2 separate regions of the Mus musculus genome follow, and region 2 is linked to region 1. Evidence: chromatin contacts called from ENCODE Hi-C or POLR2A ChIA-PET data. All regions are on one chromosome and are shown on one strand. The core of a region is the stretch at or near the end of the contact, and the rest is flanking DNA. Distances in the headings are between cores, read along the strand shown.

What was found. A loop is a pair of places that touch in the nucleus more often than their neighbours do. ChIA-PET counts read pairs that join two places held with the same protein, here RNA polymerase II (POLR2A).
Region 2: a map of gastrocnemius shows a loop between it and region 1 (4-fold over the local background). The contact joins the promoter of Cxcl17 here to the promoter of Cnfn in region 1. A Hi-C loop is called at or near these places in 8 of 37 maps with a recorded cell type or tissue (adrenal gland, gastrocnemius and heart). POLR2A ChIA-PET finds 5 or more read pairs at or near these places in 1 of 5 experiments (Patski).

The regions. Positions count from the first base shown.
Region 1 is chr7:25,367,653-25,371,114 of GRCm38, forward strand. Cnfn (cornifelin) reads right to left here and starts at 2,072. Exons shown (of 4, transcript NM_001081375.1): 1 at 2,013-2,072; 2 at 714-824; 3 at 314-450; 4 at 1-185. The coding sequence starts at 822. The coding sequence ends at 96.
Region 2 is chr7:25,411,313-25,414,482 of GRCm38, forward strand. It overlaps Cxcl17 (chemokine (C-X-C motif) ligand 17), which reads right to left and starts at 1,574. Exons shown (of 4, transcript NM_153576.2): 1 at 1,390-1,574. The coding sequence starts at 1,468. The region is part of intron 3 of 4732471J01Rik (RIKEN cDNA 4732471J01 gene); the gene reads left to right.

The sequences.
Region 1 (3,462 bases), core at 822-3,321:
TTTGGCGGTGGGACAGGGGCAGTGGGACAGGCTTTCCAAGGAGTGGCCTCCCAGGGAGGCCAGGCAAGACCAAGGACCAAGGACCAAGAATGTCCTTACTCTCGGATTTTCAGTTCCCGCGCCATCTGACAGAGGGCGCAGGGCAGGCAAAAGGTGAGGGCAGCCCAGTCGTGCCCGACGGAGCCCTGGAGGGTGGGAAAGAGAGAAATCGAGAAAGGTCAGGAGCTTTGTTCTGGGGTGCCAGGTGGCGGTCCCCAGTCTCAATCCCCGCAGTCCCCAGTCTCAATCCCTGTGGTCTGGGATTGGCGCGCACCTGGATGTGGTAGCGCTCCCTCATGCCGGTGCGCAGAGAGTGCAGACCTCCGGGCAGGTAGGGCGCACAGCAGCACTCCCCAAAGTCATCGGAGATGCGGCAGGCCAGGCACAGCGGGGCGAAAGTGCCGCACAGACCTGGACAGGGCAGAACGGTCAGGTCCCGGGCCTGCTGTGTTTGCCCCCGAGGAGGGCACGCACGGTGGCACGGAGGGGATGCGGGCTTCAGGAGAACAGTTATAGAGAAGGAAACCAAGACCCAAAGCGATCGGGCTCTGGGTGGGGTGGGTGGGGGTCACCGTGAGGAGGCTGAGGGTTGGATAATGGGATCCCAGGCAGAGTGAAGACTGCAGGAGTGTGGCGTGAGTTTCCCTCCCTCCCCATCTTCCTCGGACACTCACAGACGGGCATGTCGTTGCAACAGTCGGTGAGGCCCGTGTGCCAATCGCTGAGCTGTGTCTGGTAGCAGGTGTTGGCGCACTGAGGCTGACTAGTCACTGGATATGACATGGCTGTGGAGGTAAGAGAAGGGGGATCAACAGGCATCCTGGCAGGACCTTCTGAGCCGCGCCACCCCTGCCGCCCTTCCTTCTGCCGGGCAGTCTGGGCAGGCCACCTGGCCGCCCACTAGAGGAAACATCACTGTACCTCCTCCCCATTCCTATCTGTCACATTTGGTCATCAACACCCCTAGTCTGTCTCTGCTGCTGTTGCCAACTACACATCTGGTTGAGCCAAAGTCAGGAGGGAAAGTGGGCACCACAGCTGGGCAGAGCCTCGACTTGGCTACACATACCACCACCTCCTCCTCCATGACTGGGCTCCAACATTTCCTGGGGCCTCTGGGGTAGAAGCAAGTGCCATTTGTTTTCGAAGCCAGGGTGCCCAGGGTAGGGAGGCAGCCAGGTTCCTGGCACCTAGAGGGTTGCTGGTGCATTCAGTGACCCCACCTTTGCCTTTCACGTGGTCGTGCATCTCAAACTGCATCTTGCTGGCCCTGAGGAGGTGGCTGCTGTGTGAACGGCTGCAGGGGACGGCTACGGCAACAGCAATGTAGTCTGTCCAAGGGATGCTGGATACTAGGCAGGGGAGGGCAAGGGACTAGGGCACTGGGGGAGACGAACTCTCAGGGGGGGAAGGGAGCTGAAGAGAAAGAGGCCAAGTTAACCTGTTGGCTGGGATGGCTAGGTGGGCGAACTACTCGCCCATCGTTTTAACAGCTGCCCGACAGACCCCAGAGGACCCTTCTTGGAGCAGAGGCAGAGTTGGAGAGAGACAAATCCTTGTCTAGGGAGAGCAAAGGCAGCCAGGAATGGCAGAGACAGATGGGAAAGAACTCTGAGCCAGGTGCTCGCAGAGACACTGTGAGACAGCCACAAGCGTGGAACATGGTACCTCTACAAGCTGATTTTACAGAGGGCTATAGGCTCAGAGACAGAAGAGAAATGCCTGATGATGGACCCATCCAAACAGGCTCTGAGACTGGGTGCTGGGCCCCAGAATTTCTAAATCCAACTCTGTACCAGTCAGGTTGGAAAGGTGAGACTGGGGAAGTGAAGCGTTGAGAAAGAGTAAGATGATCCCAGTCAGCGGCAGTCAGTCAGAGGCAGTCAGGGAGACAGAGCTGTGAGCCAGATAGGCAGAGAACCGAGCGGAGGTGCCTGCCAGAGAGCAGGGACTTAGGGAGGAGATGGTCCTACCTGCAGATCCACGTGAGGGGATGGAGATAGAGGTTCTTGGTGACAGCAGACACTAAGTTCTCAGTGTGAGGCCAGGAGCTGCTTATATGGGCCAGGCCACACAGCCCTGGGCGGGGCTCTGACAGAGATGCCAAGGGAGACTAGCCGGTCTGCCTGACCCTCTTCCCTTCCCCCTGGATTTTCCATCCTCCCTCTCCTCTCTGTTCCCCACACCCCACTTCCCCTCTTGTCTCATCTCTCAGGACTGAAGACCTGCGGCAGAGGTAGAAACAAGAGTGGGAAGAGATAGAAACAGAGTCAGAGATGGAGAATGTACAGGAAGAAGGAGACTGGGGAAGAGGGAGCAGGGACCCAGGGCAGGGGAGATAGGGAAGATGAGTGACTGGAGATGGGAATTGAGAGGATGGAGACAGGTAGACACAGATGTTGAGAGACAGAAAACTGCAAGATCTGGAGAGGCAGGGAGAGAGTGAGGGGTTAGGGAGGGATGCCTGGTGTGTTATACAGAGTGGGAGCGGGTTCCTCCCCAGTGTTCGGTTCAAGGCCCGGAGGCATGGGGTCAGTGGGGGACAGTCACGTGTTTTAGGGGGCGATTCATGTGAGGACCAAAGTAAATATTGCACCTCATCTCTGCTTCAAATGGGAAGGGAGGGGGCTGGGGACTGACAAGAAACCTGGGGGTTGTGTCTGGCCCCAGTTAACACCTGAGTGCGATGGGAGCAGAGATGGGGAGGTCTGGAATGTGAATCTGAGGGAGGAGGTATGGGACCTAGACTCCTGGGTCTGAAGGGGGAAAGCTGATACTGGAGTCTGAGAGAGGAGGCTGGGATCTGGAACCTGGGTCTGAGGGAAGAGTCTGGATCCATGAACTGAGGGAGGAGGGCTGGGGTTGAGACCTATGAGTCTGAGGGAGAAGGGCTGAGCCTGGGCCTCTTAATCTAAAAGAGGGTCTAGACTCTGGCGACCCTAGTCTAGGCTGTGTGTTCCTCGAGAGCTAGATCCAAATTCCCAATGAATTCCTCAGGGATTAAGGGACTGGGTCTTGGGTACTTGATTCACCAAAGTTTCCCCTCAACAGGCCTGACAGGGTTGTAGGTGACTCAGTAAGGAAGCGGCATTAGAGTTGGGTGGGGTTCCTACCATGGGTGTCACCCCCAAAATATAGGAGGCACCAGAAAATCGGGGTGTCAACTCTAGAAGAGGTTGTGTCACCATGCCACAGTGTGTGGGTATGAGGGGACAACAAATGGATCACCTGCCAGCCTGTGATCTGGACGGCCTATGACCACAGCTTTCTCCACATATCCAACACTCTGTCTCCTGGCACCACCCAAATGGCTGACTGGCTGTGGCCCCAGACTTATGGTAGTGAGCATCATTTTGCTTGCGCGTGTCTGTCTTTTGGGGTGATGCCGACATGCATGGGTGGCATTGCCCACTTCAGCTCTGA
Region 2 (3,170 bases), core at 324-2,823, 43 kb after region 1:
AATATTGATTGTTATGTGGGATAGTGTGAAGATTATGGGAACAATGCATCAGTTTGTACCCCCAAGGTGGTTAAGGTTACAGTCTGCAGGGCAGGAGAGGTAGAAGAGGTGCCCCCAGTGTGAGACAGACCATGATGTACAAAGAGTCCTGACTGAGCTGTGCATAGTCAGCGTGGAGAGCAGAGGAGTGGAAAGGTGTTAGCCTTTGAATTAGATGTGTGAGTAAAGTTGAGCTGGTTTGAAAACACAGGACCTGTTGGGGATCAGCAGCCTAGTATGGTTGGAGCATAAGTGCATCTTTGTGAATGAAAGAAAGTGGACTGGAAAGGTGTGTTGTGACTAGAGCTTTGAGTTCATGGGGAGGACTCTAGCCCTGGTGCCCATATAGTGATAGAGAAGCCTTCCCTTCCAGAGTGGCCACTATGGGCCCCAGGACTGAAGAACTCAGAGAACTTTCCCTACAAAGGAAAGAAGTTGGACATTGCCAGAGGCAGGTGATCCTGGATTTAGGATCACATGATGCTGAGTATGCCACAGAGTACCTCACCCACAGGAGAAAGGTACATGGATAGAGATGATCTTGCTTCTGTGTGGTGGCTCTGTGAAGAGCTGGGAAACACTGGCTGTGGTGAAGACTAGAACAGATTCAGAACCTCTACCGAGTCTGCTTCAAAAGGGACAGACCATTCAACCAAGCCCGGGATGACTAAAATGTCTGCATGACTACTGCCTGCTAATAGGACTGACCTGGTTTGTATCATCACGAGCTTACTTGGCATACTCTAAAGTTATAGGACTCCTCATTTCTTTGCCTTCCACCACAAGCCTCCCACCCCCAGTTGAGCCCTGAGAAAATCTGTGACTTTTCCAGGAGAGGTTGGGAAGGTCTGGGAAGTGGATCTTGGCTGGGCTGTGTGTACACTTGTGTGTATGCTGCCAGCTACAGTTGCAGACATGTTGGGAATGTGCCTTAAAGTTTACAGAGTCCTTTGGGATAAAGAGGGTCCTTTCTTTTTGCTAATGAGGATTCTGGTACTGAGAAAGACTAACTTAATTACCCCAACTTGTTGCTAAAAGAGTATTTTAATGCACTTGTTGTTGGGTTTGCCATGTTTTCTACCCCATTTCTTCCCCACAAAATCAAATTAATCTTTGGTGTGCACATGGTTCTGGTGAAGTAGAAATTAATCTTGAGCCAGGCATGGTGGCACACCTATAATACTGGGACCCAGGATACTGTGGTCGGAAGAGTCCAAGTTTTCGGTCAGCCTGACTACATATCAAGAGCCTGTCTCAAGGGAGAGAAAAATAGAAGGGAGGAGGACGGACAAAATAAAGAGGAAGGGAGGGAGAGAAGGAGAAGAGAGAATATCATTTCATTGTATTTACCTGGGTTCGGGCTGCTGAAGACCATGGACATGAGCATCACTGGAAGCAACAGAAGGAAGGGAGAGGCTAGAAGCTTCATTGTGGCTGTCTGTTGGTTCTTAAAGGCTGTGTGGATTGTCACCAGTTAGAGGCTTCTGATTTCTTGTAACTGCTCAGGTGGAGTAGTGTCTACAATTTAATCCTACACAAGAACACCCTTGGGAAATCAAGAGCAGGAAGGCGGTGCTGGTCAGTTTAGTACCAGATTGGACCAGGTCTTTACGGGAATGTGGGAGGTAAAACTGGCCAAACAAAAGAAACCACACTCCAGAGAAAGGAACAAATGACTGACACCTTGGCATGTGTGTGTGTGTGTGTGTGTGTGTGTGTGTGTGTGTATGTATGCTTGACTCCTCCCCCACTGTGGGGGGTTTCATTCTCTAAGCTTTTTTCTCACTTGAATTTCCGTGTACCTTTTGGCTGTTTAGAGCAAAACCGAGGCACTGCAGGCTGACAAAGAGAGGCTGACAGCTGCGCTTCCTCTCTCCACCCATTTGTGATTGCCAGCACAGTAGATGGAAGTGCTACTGCCTGGACAGTTGTCCTGTCCTCGCACTGTTGACAGATTCATCCAGTTCCCTAGCCACTCACAAGGGAAGCAGAGTTCAGTTAAGAAGACGTTCACTTTGGGTGTGCTGGTGTGTGCCAGCACTGGAGGCTGAAGAGGGCTTTGAGTTTCCCCTCCCCTCCCCTCCCCTCCCCTCCCCTCCCCTCCCCTCCCCTCCCCTCCCCTCCCCTCCCCTCCCCTCCCCTCCCTTCCTTTCCTCTCCTCTTCAATTCTCTCTCTCTCTCTCTTAACAAAGAAAGAAAAACAAAAATGAAGGGCTAGTGGCTGCCTGGCGAGTGAGCTGATGATCTAACTTCAATCCCCACTGTTCACAGGAAGTAGAGAAATCAGTGCATTGTCCTTTGACTGCTATAGTCATTTGGTGCATGCACACTCCCCTCATCCTTAAATAACTGTAATGAAGAACGAAGGGCTAGGGATGTAGCTTAGAGATAAGATGCTTGACTAGCATGCACAAGGCTCCAGGTTTGATTCTCAGCACCATAAATAGCAAATAAAAACAAACCAGCAACAATGCACAAATAAAATCAGAGTCAGTTATCTTTGCCTCCAAACTCTTTCCTGGAGCAGTGGGGAAAACAAAGCCTCCTCTTGTTCATCAGGAAGTTGGCTATGGTTTAGTTGCTCCAATTTACAGGACACGGTGTGTGTGTGTGTGTGTGTGTGTGTGTGTGTGTGTGTGTATGTGTGTGTAAGATCACCAGAGCTTCAGGTCCAGGAATATATGAACTATAGGCAAAAAGGGATTCTTGAACTGTGTTGGTCCAGGTTGGTGGAGTTCTTGGTTCAAGGCAAAAGGAGAAAGCTGATAATGCCCACAGTCAACATTAAAGACGATTGTGCCAGCCAGCTCACGAGGGAGGGGAGCGTTTATTTCTGAAACTTGCACTCTTAGAGGTGTTATTTCATGGCCTGTCTGCCCTGTCATTTTTGAGCCTGTGCTGAGATACATCATGGAGAGAGTGCATAGTGGAGGAAACTGCTCACTTCTCGCATCTAGGAAGCAAAGAAGATAGCAAGAACCATAAACCTAATAGTTCATTTAAGGGTGTATACGCCACCATGACATAACTGTTTTCTACTGAACTCTGTCTCCTAAAGGTTCTTCTGATCTCCCACAGACTGGCTACCCAGCCTTTACCTCATGGGCCTTTGGGAAGCACTGAAGATCTAA